Linked DNA regions of Homo sapiens: region 2 is linked to region 1. Evidence: chromatin loops called from intact Hi-C (ENCODE). Cell type or tissue: ovary. All regions are shown on one strand. Region 1 holds the start of LOC101929444 (a long non-coding RNA gene). Region 2 overlaps ADGRB2 (adhesion G protein-coupled receptor B2).

What was found. A loop is a pair of places that touch in the nucleus more often than their neighbours do. Peaks named below come from ENCODE experiments on the same cell type or tissue, not always from the same donor. Only the 100,000 strongest peaks of a DNase experiment are listed, where the experiment ranks them.
Region 2: it touches region 1 in a loop (4-fold over the local background); 48 of 110 quality-filtered maps call a loop at or near these places.

What each region holds. Positions count from the first base shown.
Region 1 is chr1:31,666,904-31,674,903 of GRCh38, forward strand. It overlaps COL16A1 (collagen type XVI alpha 1 chain), which reads right to left. Exons shown (of 71, transcript NM_001856.4): 45 at 5,821-5,937; 46 at 5,693-5,734; 47 at 5,513-5,599; 48 at 4,712-4,756; 49 at 3,699-3,743; 50 at 1,899-1,952; 51 at 1,262-1,315; 52 at 672-725. LOC101929444 (a long non-coding RNA gene) reads left to right here and starts at 2,901. Exons shown (of 2, transcript XR_001737631.2): 1 at 2,901-3,449; 2 at 3,929-4,164. RefSeq lists an enhancer at 517-1,054. In ovary, no CTCF peak of the experiment used is centred here; DNase peaks (open chromatin) are centred at 3,058, 3,652, 3,933 and 6,325; H3K27ac peaks cover 3,702 bases.
Region 2 is chr1:31,741,050-31,749,049 of GRCh38, forward strand. ADGRB2 (adhesion G protein-coupled receptor B2) reads right to left here. Exons shown (of 33, transcript NM_001364857.2): 5 at 3,599-3,682; 6 at 3,144-3,308; 7 at 1,789-1,953; 8 at 1,004-1,168; 9 at 751-918; 10 at 575-676; 11 at 324-430. Among named protein-coding and RNA genes, the nearest start is that of MIR4254, 14 kb to the right of the region's middle. RefSeq lists an enhancer at 3,720-3,769. In ovary, a CTCF peak has its summit at 4,741 (motif pointing left); a DNase peak (open chromatin) is centred at 4,762.

The sequences.
Region 1 (8,000 bases):
ACGGCAGGGCAAGAGGGCAACTGCGCTCTGTTCATGGAGACATCCTCAGAGGGGAGCCTGGCACCCCACAGGCCCCTGAGAAATATCTATTACTGAGTAAATGCCTGATGGAGTTTGCTGAATCCCACTGGGGCCTCACTGAAACTGGTGAATCTGTAAGGCTGCAGTCCCAGTTTGGCTGATCCTAGATCTGAGGTTTGTGAGGTTTGTCACCAGATAGATGTGTGTTCAAGCCCAGGTTCCACCACTACCTCACTCACTAGCTTCAGGAGCCTGGGTGAGTCTCAGCTTTGTCACTCTGGGGGCCCCAGTGTCCTCATCTGGTCACAGCCCAACTCCTGTGCTCAACGTGGGGCCTGGCAGGCCTTGGCTCTGGAGGGTGGCTCTGGGGAGCTGGGGTCCACTGGGGGTCTATAATCCCAGGTCCTCCTTTGTAGGAGGCGGAGGAGTGCTTCTGCGGCTGCCTCCTGGCACCCTCCCCTTGGCAGCCCTGCGGGGATTCTCCTCACAGCCTCCACCTCCACAGCACCCAGCCTGTGCTGCAGGCTTGGGGGCAGGGGGGCAGCAGGGGTCACGATCCTCCCCTTCACAGGCTGCTGCCAAGTCTCCAGCCCGAGACTGTGTGGCTCCACGTGCAGCCCTGCATCCAGCCCCACGCCGCTGGGACTCACCGGCTCTCCTTTCTCTCCCGCTGACCCGGTGTAGCCACGCTCCCCCTTGATGCCCTGACAAGTGGCAAAGAGACAGTGGAATTAGCCCCACAGAATTAGTCCGTCACGGCACTAATGCGAGGAGCGGAGACTGCAGCTGGCACCCAGACTGGCTCTGGGGGAATGGCACTGGGAGGACCGCTGGGTGCTCCAAAGCTGCCGTGCCTCCCATCTGCCACCGTGCCCCCCAAGCCCCCAGTGGAAAGGAGGACACACCCACCCAGCAGCTTCTGTGGGGGTGGCACCTCTAAGCTGTCTCTCCAATCTCCCAAACCCCTCACCCCCAGGAGGCAGATCTCAGTTCTTGCTGTGTCTGGGCCTGGCAGAGTGCTCTGAGAGTCAGGCCTGAGCAGAGTGGTGGGACCAATCCACACTGCCAAGGGGGCCTACAGTGGGGAGAGGGGGCTGCATGGACTTTAGGCAAAGGAGGAGGCTGAAATGCCCGGTAATGGGGAGCCCGCCGAGGGTTGCCCAGCCTGGCTGTGTCCTGACCACCAGCCCAAACCTCTGGTACCTGGCACCCACTCCCCAGCAAGGGTCCCCTTACTCACAGGCAGTCCTGGGGGGCCCGTGGCACCTGGGTAACCTGGTTGCCCTGGAGGACCCTGCAAAGAAAGGCAGACATGATGGATAGCCCCCCAACATTTCTGTTCTCCCCTCGCTGGGTAAGAGGATGGCCAAAGCTAAAACCTCTGGGGCTGCCATCTAGCAGGTGCCAGCCTGCCCCAGCATTGCACACTGGGCCATCTCCCCAAGCCCCAGGTCCCCTCGGTCGTGACCACCACCACAGACCTGGGCTGGGGAGGCGAACCCCAGCCTGGCCCAGACCCTGAGAGCTGAGCCGGAGCAGGGAGCCCAGAGCAGGCATGAGGACCAGGGAAGAGGGGGTGGGCTGGGATGCTGAGTGACAACAGCCGAGGGAGGGAGGGGAGCCCCCAGGGACGCTGCTGGAGGACAGGGGCTGTGCATGCTTCTGGCAGGGAGTCAGGGCACATGGAGATCGGCCTCCTTTGCTCCTGGGGGAGTGTGGAAACCTCACACTGAGGGAATCCCGGCAGAAGGGCAGAGAGTCTCAAGGAGTCCACCTCCCAGCTTCCACTCAGCAGCCACCCTTCAGAGCTCAAGCTCTGCCTCCCCAGCTCTTCCTCCCTTTCCAGCCCTTTCCAGCCCCTGCCAGCTTCTTCTTACCGGCTCCCCCTTGTCTCCAGTCAGGCCCGTGAGACCTCGCTCTCCTTGAAGGCCCTTGGAGAGAAAAATCATGAGAAACTGCAGGAGCCGGCGGTCCCCACCCAGCCCCTGACTCCTTCCCCCTGCCCCACTGCCTTCTGTTCCCACTCCAGGCAAATATGGAGGCCATAGTGGCTCTCGTAGTGTCCCTAGAAGGTGACCCGTAATGGGTGTGCTCCAGCAGGATGACTGGTGGAGGTGTGAACCCCACATATGGGTGCCTCTCAGGAGGATACCCTTCAAGATAGATAACTATAGAGATATGCCCTCCAGCAGAGGTGACTCTGGGAGGGTATCTCTCAGGTGCCCGTCGCTGGTATGCCCTGCCATGGTAACTGACTGGCGTACACCTTTAGGAAGGTGATGGATCAGATGTGTGCTTATTCTGAGGGGCAACTGTCAGGAGAGGTACCCCAGATGGATGCTGCCACCAAAGTGTATCATATCATCAGATACCCAACACTTACCTGTCCAAGTCCCCCACCCCAAGCAAAAATCACTTTCTTGGAGGGAGGCAGGGGAGAGACACAGGAAGGCTGCCTCCAGAGCAGTCCCTGTCACTTTGTAGGGTGAGAGGGCATGTCACTTTCCACGAGAGCTACAGCCCCCACCCCTAATTCCTTACCCCAGCCTTTGCAGGTGCCATGCCATTAAGGGCACCTTTCCTGCCCCCTTCTCCCTCATCCCCTCAAGAGATGACGCCCAAACCTTTCCATGACATAAGACAGATGGCTAGACGGACAGATGGCCCCTTCACCCAAGCAAGCAGAAACAGACAAGGCCCGGCCACAGATGAGGACGTGGGGACAGATGGAACTGTGACGAGGAGGGGCCCTGCTCCCTGAGCCTCCATCACCAGGCCTGGGAGGAGAGGAGCCAGGCCCCAGGAACACAAAACCTGACAAACAGGAGGTTAGTTTCCGTGACCCAGGAGGGAGCAACAATGAGGCTGGGGGTGATGTAAACACACCTGTGACGATGACGAAGGCAGAGCAATTAACGACACCTGGCAGAAGGAGCCGGCCAAGGTGCCGGGCACAGAGGGGCAGGGCCGCACGACACCCAGAAACCCAACTGGCTGATATCACATGCCCCGCCTTGGAGCAGACTGGGACTGGAGCCAAGGAAGAGGAAGCGAAGAGGAGGCAGCTGAGAGTTTCCTCTAGGACGACGGAAAAGGCGCAGGAAGGGCTGCCTTTAAATCCCTGGGTGCCTCTGGACAGCCCTGCCAAGCAGCAGGGCAGCAAACCTGTGCCAGCCTGCAATGTGAAGCCCTAAAGCTTTGGCATCTCTGCTGGGCTCTGAGCCAGGTGCCTGGCAGGGCCCCAAGAACTACTTTCAGCAAATCTTCAGGCAACGCCGAAGGTGGTGAGAAGCAGGAGGCAGAGCGAGAAGGCAGGAATGGAGGGGCCCCCTAGAGGCACCAGCTTAAGAGGAAGGTTCACGAGCTCAGGAGGACTTGGGGGAGTGCTGCAAGATGGTGCGAGAAATGGAGAAGGAAGACAGAACGGGGTAAGAGAGAGAAGAGGAGAGAAAGAACGCAGGAGAGGAGGGAGAGGAGAAAACGGAAAGGAGTCAGAGACTGGGAGGATGTCCAAGCTGCCGGGACCTCAGAGAACCCGTGTCGTTAGCTACCGTGCCTGAAGGGGGACAACAAACACGGAGGACGGAGGTGAAGGCACGACAGGAGGGAGACAAGCAAAAGCCACAGAGACCTGGCTGACGGGGGGGAGGGGAGGTCGAGCAGCGCTAGGTTCTTACAGGCAATCCGGGGGAGCCAACAGCACCAGGAAAACCTGGGGGGCCCTGGTGGGAGAAACAGGCAGGTCACATCTCACAGGCACAGTAACCCTGGGACAGCCTGGAGGGCACAGTCTGGGGCTTGGGGGTCATGGGGAGAGGAGGTCATGGGAGTATTTTCAAGGCAGCTGGAAAAGAGACTCCTTGAAAGTCTTGGCTCAAAAGACAACTGTTCCTCCCCTTGGCTCCAGGAAGAATGGCTCCTCCGTTGACGGAGATGCGGAATGGCTCCAGAGTCAGAGGGCTTCCTGAGTCTTCCGGAGTCTAACTGAAGATCCGGTTGCAGCAGAAGCCCATTTCTTTCAGCCTTGCCCACCATGCCTGCCACCCGACCTCCACCTGTCCCCCGAGTGGGGGGCTCCCTGGCTCTAAGACAGCTCCCACCAGCCATTTTCTTCTCCAGAGAAAGCATTTTCAGTTCTTTCAATCTTTCCTAGTCACTTCTATTTTCCTGCCATGTCAACATCACAGAGGACTCCAGAGTAGATACCCTGGTCTGGTTTTTGTAGATTTACCCTAGAGATGGCCCTACAGAGCAATGGAGGACAGCTCCATCTTAGCCCCGAGCCCTTGTGGGGACTGGAGTCACAGGGGCATGGAGAGGTCTGGCCAGCATGCCGCATGCTTCCCTGGTTGGGAGGCTGTGAGCCTGAAGCCTAGGCCCCCTGCCGAGGGCGGCCTGGGGCCACTGTGGAAAGCGCAGCAGAGGGTGGGGACAGGGAAGCAAAGAGGTGCCTCTGAGGACCTCCCCTAAGCAGGACCGCAGGCAGTAGGCAGAGCAGGGCGGTTCCAGGGCATCCGGTGGTGGGAGAGCACAGTCCCTGCAGATGCTCTGCGGAGGGATGGGGAGGGCAGTGGAAGTTCCCTCCTCCTGCCTTGCCCAGCCTTTTGGGGACAAGGCCGCGGGATGGTGTCTGAGTGTAATGACCCCTTTGAGAGCTTCTCAAGCAGACCAGGGCACCACTGATACTTACGATAGGGCCTGGAGGACCCGGGGAGCCCCTCATGCCAGGCGGACCCTGCAAAGGAAGCCAAGGGAAATGGATGAAGAGGCCCAGGCCCCATAGAGCCCCTGGGATTCCAGCAGCCTTCCTCCCAGCTTGCCAGGGCCAAGGTCAACAGAGGGTGGCTGCTGTCCAAGCAGGACCACTTAGCTGATGTTCGAACAATCTTTCATTTGGCCCATTCGGTCATCCTACAAACATTTAACAAGCAACTATTACGTACCAGGCATTAGTCCAGGGGCTAGGATCACAGCATAAACAAAATAAATAAAAACCCCTGCCTCAAAGCAGTTACATTCTAGGGGAGAGACGGACACTAACAAATAGAACAGGAGCTGGCACATAGTTGGTGTTGAGCTGACACCTGTAGAATGTTCCTGAATGAAGTAAATAGGCAGGATGTTGGATGGTGATGAGTATGATGCAGGCCAAGGGGACTGGAGGCTCTGGGGTTGGTGTGGAGTTCAATTTTAAAGAGGGTGGTCAGGGGAGGTCTCTCTGAGAAGGAGACATTTGAGCCGAGCTGAAGGAGTGCAGGAATAAGCCCTGGAGAAGAGCGTTGCAGGCAGAGGATGCAGCTGGGCACTGGGGAGAAAGAGTGTGTCCTACGCTGGGTCCTGTGTATCCCAGAGAAGCCACGTGCCAGGAGAGCAGATGAGCCCAGAGTGGTAAAGGGCATCAGTCAGGTGAGGCCTCGGAGGCCCCCAAGAGGTCTCAAAGGCAGACAGGGCCCCAGCTCCCTTGAGGATGAATCCCCATCCCTGGTCTTACCTCTTCTCCTCTCTGGCCTGGCAATCCCGGAGGACCAGGTAGGCCTGGGCTCCCAACACAGCCAGGATCTCCCTCACTGTTGTCACCCTGGAGAAGGATGGAGACGGTGATAGTGAGCAGTCAGGGCCTGTCCCTGTGGGGCATGGGGCATGATCGGGGGAGATAAGGCGAGGCACTCACCCGGGCCTCCTCGGCTCTTGGGCGCTCCAGTGACAAAAAGCACTGCAAGGGACAATGAGAGGCACATTGTCTGATGAGGCAGCCAGGGAACCCTCCTGCATAGGGCAGCCCCAAGCCCAGTCCCTTACCTGGGCGCAGTTGTCGAGGCCTGGCACACCAGGGATGCCCTGGTCTCCCTTCTCTCCCTTCTCCACGAGGTACCCTGGGTGGGCCCTCTGCCCCTGGACACAGTCCCCGCAGATACTCTGATCAGGGAGTGGGGAGAGGAGTGGGGCCTGGGTTAGAGATGGGCAGGATGGGCCAACTGGGGAGCCCCAGTGAGAACCCAGAGCCAGGGCTCCCTGCCCTGCCGTCTTCCCTCCTCCCACACTCCCTCCCTCCCCAGCCGCATCCCTGCGGCAGCTTTGCTCCATCCTCGGGGGACCCACTCCCAACAATTGGCTTTGAGTTTCCTCCAGGAAGAAGCTCTGGTACAGCTAAGCCAAAGCCACTTTCCAGACAGGCATGTGGGTGGAGGCGAGGGGCCCGCAGAGGGACCATCTGTCCCGGCTGTTCCTGCAACCTGCACCCACTGCGAGGACAAGCCACGAGGAGTGAGGCTGGAAAGGCTGGCTCCGAACGCCAGCTTCTCTGCCCAAGGGAGCAAAGGAACAGCTGCGGGAGGAGCCAGGCCCTTCCCAGGAGCCCCTGGGACAGATCTCAGATTGCTCACAGGCTCCTGGCTCGGATCGCGCCACCAGAATTGTCTTCCCCACAGGAAGGGCTTTAACCTTCTTTGGGTCACAGACCCCTCTGAGAGTTTGATGGAAGCTATGGGTCCTTTTCTCAGAAAAATCAAACCCACTAGTGAAAACCAGCCTGCAATTTCTGAGGACTCAGGAGCCCGGAGCCTGTTTGTGGCCAGTGTCGTGTCCACAGATGCCCAGGCAGGAGCCCCTGCTCACTTTCACTGCTCACCACCAAGCCCAGTAATAACGACTGGCATTTACTCAGCACCCATGACGCTGGGCATTGTACATAATAAGCCCTGCACATTATCACATGCCATCTTGACGGCGCAGTGAGACAGGGAATCTTATAAGCATTGTGGAGATGGGAAAGCCCACTCAAGAGAGGCGGCGTGACTTGTCTAAGGAAAGTGGGAGCCTGGATTGGCGTGGGCCTGTCCTAGGCCACAGCCAGTGCTCTCTCCCCAGGCTTCCTGGACTATGGGTGCAGGTGGTGGCTGGGGCTCTGGGTCAGCATGCCCCGGGGTGCCATCTGACCCCTTCTCCACACTATGCGCACTTTCTATTTGGAATCCTCTGAAGAGCACTTGATGAAGAAGCCAACAGATGAAATGTTACAGGAGAAATGTCAAATCCTGGATTTGGAGTCACACGATCACTGCCCAGTCATTGACAGAAGCAGAGGGGAGAAGAGCTGGGGGTTTCGTTGCCACAACCTCACTGTGATCCAACATGTAACTGATGCCAAGAGGTTACCCCGACCTCCTCTGGCTGCTTCTGGAGAAATCTGCCGTTCAGAGCAGGGAAGGGGTAGACAGCCCCCATGCTCTGCCCTGACCAAGGCCCATCGGGGTCATGGGATGTCCAGGGCACTAATTAGCCAGTGTCAGAAGAGGGTGGCCAGGATGAGGGGGGGCTCTGGAGGCCAACACATGGGAAAGACCCCTGAGGATGCTGGGCTAGAGGAGAGAAAGTCCAGGAACATAAGGGCCTCCTTCAAAAACCTGAAGGCAACCTGGGGAATTACTGTGCTCTCGTTTCTAGAGGTGACTAAGCAAAGATGGGCTATGTGACTCTTGATTCCAATAGGAACTTCTGCTCAGTTTGGGAAGCCGGCCCAGGCCACAGCCCTCTGGTAGAGCATTAAGGCTGTGTACAGGCCCTGGCACAGGCCGACCCTCTGACCAGGTCCGAAGTCCCCTTTCTTAGACTACCAGAAGTGCTTCTCAAATCCATCTCCTCCCTGGATTCTTTCTGGATTGACTAGAGAACAGCTGAAGCTTTCTTCCAGGCCACACCCAATCTCACAGCCCCCCACCACTGCACTTTCACCCCCTCTGCTTTGCTTTGGAAGCTGCTGGGCTCTGCCGCAGGGTGACCCGGGTGCTACGGGGTCTCATTGCCAGCTGCTGCGGGCAGGCTTCAGGGCTGGGTTCTGCCGACAGCATCTGCCATGTGGGCACCTTCACAGGATTCCTTTAAGCACTCATTCAGCAAATGTTGCCTGGGGGCCTGTTACAAGCCAGGCATCAGCTAGGCCCTCTTAGACAGATGCTTGGAATGCGTATTCCCTGCAAACT
Region 2 (8,000 bases), 74 kb after region 1:
GGGCTGGATGCTGGGGACACAAAAATAAATTCAAGGAGGCCCCAGTCTAGCAGCACACACAGACACTTGGATGAGCACCTAATGACTGAGGAGCTCATTCTGCAGGAGCGCAGAGGTAGGCACCAGGGATAAAAGAAGACACTTGAGAGTCAGGCCTTGAGGTATGAGTAGGAGCTTGCCAGACAAGGAGAGGCACAGCCAGGCAGAAGTGGGCACAGCATATGCCAAGGCACGTGGGAACGAGCGAGAATCACGCTCCCTCCACCCCCTAGCAGAGTCTGAGACAGATTCTGCTGTGCCCCAGCCCAGCAGGGTGCACTCACTGACAGATACAGGTAGCGGTACTCATGGGAGATGCAGCGAGCAAAGCTGGGCAGCCCCCAGTACGCCACGCCTTGGGCACTGAGGAGACAGCGGCGGCTGGCAGACCCTGCAGGGCAATAGGACAGAGGTCTGGGCATGGGGGCCGAGCTCTCACCCACACTCCTCCGTATCTCAGAGAGGCTGGGGGCGCAGAAGGGGGCAATGAGAATGGCAGGGGTGGTGGTGGTGGGGAAAGCCACCTGCCCCTTACCTGAGGCATTCGGGGGGCACTTGTTGTAGATGATCTCGCCAGCAGCTGCCTTCTTCCACGTCATCAGCATCACGTACTCATCCCTGCACATCTCATGGAAGGCTGTGGGTGCAGGGGTAAGGTTCAGCTGGGTCCACACATGGGGCCCCCAGCCCCCAGGGTCATTAGGGCAGTACCTGGACACCTCTTCTCACTACAAGGCTTCACCTCCTCTCCGGTGCCCTCGCAGGGGTAGCCCTGCGTGCCCGTGGCCTGGCACATGCGGAAGCGGCGCTGCCAGCCTGTGTCACACGTCTTAGAGCACAGGCTCCACGCATTCCATGGCCCCCACTTGCTATCAGTGGCTGTGGGAGAGGTGAGGCATATGAGTGGGCCCAGGTACCCCCATGGTCAGAGCTGCAACTTGCCACCACTGTGCCAAGCACTCACCCGGGCACTCGAGGTTGCTGCACTCCCGGGTGTCAGTGAGGGCACCCGTGCATGTGGCCCAGGCTGGGCCCGCCACGCTGCACTTCCGGCTGCGCTGTTGGGTCCCATTGGCACAGGACGTGGAGCATGGGCCCCAGGGACCCCATTCTAACCACTGGCCTTCCACTGCATGGGGAGACACAAGCAGGGGTGGCTGTTGAGCAGGATGTGTGAGGGCTGGTGGTGTGGAGAACCACAGGAAGACCCAGAGCCTGCTAGGCATTCAGATTTGAGCCAGGCCAGACCCACTGGAGTGGGGAGGGGAGGGGGTTATGAGGAAGGCTGGAGTGAGCAGGTGGTGCCTGGGCCTCATGCTGCCTGCCTGCCACCAGCTCCAGAAATACAGGACACCTCTCCTCTTAGCACAAGGCACAACTCACTTCTGGCTAAGGGAAGGGGCTGCAGGGGTGTCTTCTGATCTTTGCCAGCACTTCAGCCCAGCTTTGTGTCCTCTCACAGTCCAGCTGGCCATGCACCAAAATGCAAGGGCAGCCCAGGGCTTGGAGAAAGAGCTGTCCCCTCTTGATGGCGTCACAGGGTACTAACTCATGTCAGGGCTAGGGGTCAAGTCAGGGCTAGGGGGTCACCTCGCACACAGGCAGGCATACTTCTCCAGTCTCCCCATGCTTGGTCAAAGTTTAAGGGGCCCCCAGGGGCAGGTCACTGGACCTGACTGCCTCCCCAGGTCTCCCGACCCCCCACCGGGCTGGGCAGCGCCCTCATGGAAGCCCACGGGTGCTACTGACCCGGGCAGGCAGCCATACTGCAGAGCTTAGTCTGCAGCTCAGGACCCTCGCAGGCCTTGCCGCCGTGCTGGGGGGGCACGCAGGTCCGCATCCGGCTCCGGGACCCCCGCCCGCAGCTGCGGGAGCACAGGCTCCAGGACCCCCACTCCTCCCACACGCCGTGCACTGCAAGGAAGCACGTGGCCGGTGGCTGGGCGGCACCATGGCCCCGCCCACCACCGGCGCCTGCCCATCCGCCCACCAATCAGGAGCTCCGCAGCTCTGCGGCTGCTCCTCATTGGCTCTGCCCCGGGATCTGTTGCCAGGGGGATCTCCCAGGGCCCCACCAAGGCGCGACCCTTTGAAGGGATGTGCAAGACACAGGCTTCCGGTCCTAATTCACATAGGACAGCCCCTGTGGACGCCTGGACAAGGGGGCCAGGACCAACAGGAGGGGAACCAGGGGTCCTCCTCTCCTGAGGGCACAGGAAAATTCAGGAAAGGACCCAGGACCCACGCCATTCCACCCCTCCCCATCCCACCCACCCCTAGACCCAGAGCCTGAATACAACACAGCAGTCCGGGGGCAAGAGAAGCGCCCTTCCCAGCCCCAAGCGCACAGACACACAAATAAACATGAACCTCTACATGGACACCGACACACCGAGCTCACACGCTGGAACACAGCTTTGCCCCAGGCCTTTGCAAACTCCTGCCATACCCCCAGGTACCAAGAGCCCTTCCCAGGTAGGCCCTGCTCTAAATCCACAGCACCACTGGCATGGCCTAGGCCTCACTTCACCCACTCAGGGAGCAAGGAGCAGGACTGGCTGAGGCTACCCTGCCCTTGCCGTCTCAAGCAAGCACATGCATTTCCTTAACAACTACACACTCAACTGAGGGAGGCTTAGGGGAGGCTCCCTTGAGAGGGGGTGTCCAAAGGAAGGAGGGGAAGGTCAGGGAAGTGGCGTTTGTCTTAGATCTTGAAAGACAGGCTGAATTTGAATAGCCAAGGTCAGGGAGAAAGGATAGGACAAGAATCAGCAAATGCAGGGAGGTGGGAAAGTGCGCAAGCTACTGATATGGCCAGAGCGGAGTGGGTAAAAACACGAGCCTTGGTTACCAGGATGCAGGCACTGGGGGAATGATGTGCCCAGAACCGGGCCCAGTAGCATGGGCCCTGGTCTGATCCATCTGTGCCCCCAGTGCCCTGCACCGGGCTGGCATGGTACGCAGAGTTGGGCATGGTGTGGGGAACAGCCACATTTGTTGAATGAAAGGAGGAGGCAACCAACCATTTTGGAGATTAATCTGCCCAAGTCCCAGGCAGGACCTAACCCTGCAGGCAGGTGGGGTGGGGAGGAGGATGGGCCTACCTGGGCAGGTGGCTGAATTGTTGCAGGGCCTGGTCTCCCGCAGGGGCCCGCTGCACAGGGTCCCATAGGGGGAGGACACACAGGAGCGGGTCCGCACCTGCAGACCCTGCCCACACGTCAGGGAACACACGCTCCACGGGGACCACTCCTCAGCCGCCGGGTCGCCTACGAGAGAGGGACAGCGTCGGCGGCAGGGGGCACCTCCCAAGCACTCAGTCTCATAGGGATAGGGGGAGTGGCAGTAAGGTGGGGGCAGGCATCAGAGGGCTCCTCCTACCCTGACCCCAAGTAACAGGCTCTTCAGGAGGCCACCCAGCCCTTCCCACAAGCTTCATGTGGCACAGACGCGACTGAACTGCAGGACAGAGACAGACAGGCACACACCAAGCACACACACCACCAGACGCACACAGTCGGGCCCCCGCCGCAGAGGAAGGGAGGCGGGCCCGAGTTACCTGTCTGCGCCATGTATAGCCCAGGCTCATCTGCAGACCTCGGCCACTGGGTTTTCACTTTCGGTTCCTCTTCCGGCTCCTCACCTGGAACACGGAGGTGGTGGCAGGGGCTCAGCAAAGGCCAGCTAGGTTCTGTTACAGTGGCACAGTGAAGGCAGCCTTCCTTGCCCTCCGCCTGAGGGCCTGGAACCAACTGCATGATGCTCTCTCAGGATCACATTCTGCCCTCTGCCCCACCACCACTATTTCACAGACAAGGAAACTGAGGTTCAGAAGGCTACACAGGACTAGGCCCTGACCTCACAGTCATCTTTTCCACCTCTTGCCTCAGCCAGATGTGGGGGAGATTTAAGGGGCATGGCTGCCCATATGAAAGAGCTCTGGGAATGCTTCTGTGCCAAGTGCGGCCCATAACCCTCTCCTTTAGTCCTCTCACTGGAAAGAAGAACCATCATCTCTGTTTACAGATGAGGAAACTGAGGGCTAGACAGGGGAAGTGCCTTGTCCAAGAGCACACAGCTGCATTTGCTCCTCCATTGTACTGACTCCTAGGGGCTGAAAAAACATCCAAGCTGAGCTGCTGCAACCCTGGCCCCGAGCCTATCTCTGAGATACAGTTCATGCTCCCCAAGCAGCACTGGACTGTGACCTGGAGGCACAGGTCAGAATGCCACTCCTCTGAGACCCAAGGGGCCTAGGACAAGTGCCCACATCCAACAGACCTTTCTCCTGCTGGCCCTGAGGCCAGGAGAACAGCAGGTGCTCGAGGAGGCCAGGCTACCTTGACCCTGGCCCCACCAGGCTCTCAGCTGCCCTGATTTATGTGTCTGGGCTAGGCCTTGGAAGCACTACCAGCCCTGGTGGCTTCCATTCTCCAAAGCCTGGCCCTCCTGCACAGACATGAGCTCATCAGGGCCCTCTCCCACAATGGGGTGTCAGGGAGGGGCAGACATGGGCACAGAAGGGAAAGGCCCAGCAGCCTCTGCATGAGCAGGTGGGACTGGAAGAGCCTTTGAGGATGGGCTCACCCCATGCTATCCCCAGACTATTAGGTGCTCCTCTCCCCCACCTCCAGGCTCCTTCCTATCTCTAAAAGCCAGCAGTACTGGACAGGCACGCTGAGTGTGAAGGGACCCACCAGGGCTGCCTCTTCCTGCCCCCTGCTGCCCAGCCCGGGCTCTGCAGCTGAGAGGAAGCTCTTTCTCACCAAGCATGAGGAGCAGCCACCCTGAGCAAATCTGCTGCTGGGGGCTCAGAACTGCCACCCAGCCCAGCCTCTGGTCTCATCCACTCTGGGGCCTTTCCCTCCACGTCAGTCACCAGCCCCAGGGCCTGATCCACATGATCCCTGAAATTTCTCCATCTCTGAAACCTGGACTCCCAGAAGAGCTTTGGAGTGAATTAACCCTGGATCCCAAATGGGGTGTGGACATTGACCAGCTGTGTGGCCTCGGGCATGTCTCTTCACCTCTCTGACCCTGCTTTATCCTCTGGAGAACAACATTCATTATACTCCGCCCCCAGGACTCACGTGAGGACCCCCTGCCAGGAGGGCCTTGAAACCCTCAGCACCCTGCTTGGCACACGGCAAGTGCTCAGAAGACAGTCATTCTCGTTTATTTTTATCATCTCCCTTCTCTTCACAGCCTCCACCCCTTCCAGCCCCTCATGTGCCACCCGAGCCTACTCCCTCTGAATAGCATCTGCAGTTCCACTTGGCCCCTGCCTCTCTTGGGACCACAGAGGAGGTGGCAGGGCCAGGCGTGCCAGCTCCTCGATCCCCTCCCCCAGCCCTGGAGCCTTGTGACAAGCTACCCTCTCCACGCCCACCCCCAGGCTGCTGAAGAAATCTATGGCTGTGCCAACTGGCACCATGACAGCTTCAGGGGCTCCACATCCGCTGGGCGCCCGGGACTTCTCAGTGGCCCTTCTTGGCTCTGTTCCTTCCTCATTCCCCGCTGTGGCCATACTGCACCTTGTCCTCTCTCCTCAAGCTCATCTCTGCCCACTCTCTCAGCGATGACCTCAACATCGGGAGCCCCCAGCTTCTTGCCCAGCCTCTCCAACTACCAACTTCCCTGCAGCCCTTCTCCCCACAAAGGCCAGCCCCGTGGCCTGGGCCTGCATCCCCCTCCTCCAGCCTTCTCAGGAGGGCTCCACCCATTATCCCTTCTCATCGGCACCCTGTCAGCATTCTCCCCTTGCGGCAGCCCAGGAACAGATCCAGGCCTCCTTCGCTCTCGGAGAGGCCCTCCTCTGACCCTCTGTTTCCCTCCTCCGTCAGTGACTGCTCTGCAGCCAGCACTCTGGTTTTTCACCTGACACTCACTTCCTGGCTCAAATATCACCTCCCCTGTTAATCCACTGCAGTCTGGCTTCTGCCCACATCTCTCTGCTGAACGTGCTCTTGATAAAGTCATCAGTGTCCTCCTTGTTGCTAAATCCTGTGGATACTTTGCAGACCTGGTCTCACTTGACCCCTCAGCAGCATTTGGTCCTGCTGACTCGTCCTCCCTTGAAGCACTCTCCTGGTTTCCCACCTCTCTAGCTACTCTGTCCCCATCTCCTTGAGGGGTCTATTTTCCTGCTGTTTCCCATATCAGGAGTCCATGCTTTGTCCTGTTTTCACTGCACGTGCTCCCCACCAGGCTTAATTAACCCCCTCTGAACCAATGCTCCCAAATCATCATCCCCAGGCCCTGCCTCTCCTGTGCTCCATTCCTGGATATCCTCCTGCCTCCTGAGCAGTTCTCCTGACCATCAAATTCAGCATGTCCAAGAAGCCCACCATCTACTCTCAAATCTCTACTTGCTTGTTTCCCCACCCTCTTTGCCTAGAAAACTCCTACTTGACCTTCAAAACCCACCTCAAATGACCTCTCATCTATGGAAACTTCCATATTGTCAACTCCCCAGGCAGAGTTGGCCACCCCCTCTTCTATGTGCCCTTTCATCACAGATGGGTCCATCTTCTGACTGTCAGAAATACCCCCAACTCTCTACCATAAGCCCGTTGAGGGAAGGCTGTGAGTCCTCTCCTTGACCCCCAGGGAATGCCAGCACAAAACTCAGCCCAGCGAAATACCAAGAAATAAGCACCAATGAATACATTGTTCCCAGCTTCCCCCACAATGGGGCTCACGAGGAATGGTCATTTGTAATCTTGACTCCCCATGCAAAGTATCAGCTCCGTCCCACAGCACCAGCATTCAGATTTGATATGCCAGCCTGCACCAAAGGGACCACTAAGACAGGCTCAAAGACAGAGCTCCTGGCCCCTATTTATTCACAAACACTTTGGAGGTGCAAATCCAGCTGAGAGTCCTCCCATCCAGCTCCTGTGTGGGCTTCCTGCCCATCGTCGTGTCTGGGGCATCTACCAGTCTGGCATCCAGTGCCCACCAAATGCGGACACGTGAGAGACCAGCCTGACCTGCTTGTCGGGGTCTCACACTGTTTCCTGTGGTCCCTGCTCCTCTTCTAACCACTCACAGACCATCTGCTGGCCAGCCCCACAATGTAACAGGAGGGGCAGGGCGAAGCGGGAGTGGGTTGGGGTCAGTGGTTTCCAGAATTCACCCTATTTGAAAATCAGAACATGTCCGAGGTTCAGTTTTTGGATCCCTTTTCCGGCCTCCTGAGCTGGGCCAGAGAGGGGAAGGTACAAGCCCAAGGCCACACAGCCAGGCCCTACACTGCCTGCCTGCCCCTCCATTCCCACCCATCCCACTCAGAGGAGAGGAGAGGCCAGCAATTCATTCCCACACAGGGGAAGGCTGGTTCTCCCTGGAGGGGGAAGAAGACAGATAAGAGCAGAGGTGTCATTTACTGAAACAAACACTTAGTCAGCACACACTGTGTGCAGGCCCCAGCCAGCCCTGAGGCCAAAACAGGGCAATCCAAGAGGAAGCTGAGCCAGGCAGGGTCCAAGAGGACAAGGAGGGGCCCCCAGAAGGGACGTGAGTACCCCCAAGAACTCCTGAGTGTTCCACCCAGTGAGCTCAGCGGCTTGTGGGCCAGGTGCCCCAAGGCCTGCAGTCCTGCAATCTATCAGCTTTCCCGTCGGGCTGCCAGTCATGGGCACAAACAGATGTGCTGCCTGGGACACACTTCCCCACTTGACCACCTGATAACCTCATAACTATTCTGTTCTGAATAAGGCAACGTTTACTAAACAACTCCTACATGCCAGTCACTGTGCACTCAGCATCACCTCATTTCATCCTCATCAGGGCTGGTTTCCCCCATTTTACTAATGAGAAAGGAAGCTCCAAGGTCTCATACTAGAGAGAGGCTGAGGTGGGATTCAAACCCAGGCCTGCCTGACTCCAGAGGCCGTGCTCTTTCCACTGTACTACACTGGCTCTGACAAAATGCCACTCAACTTGGACCTCCTCGGAGA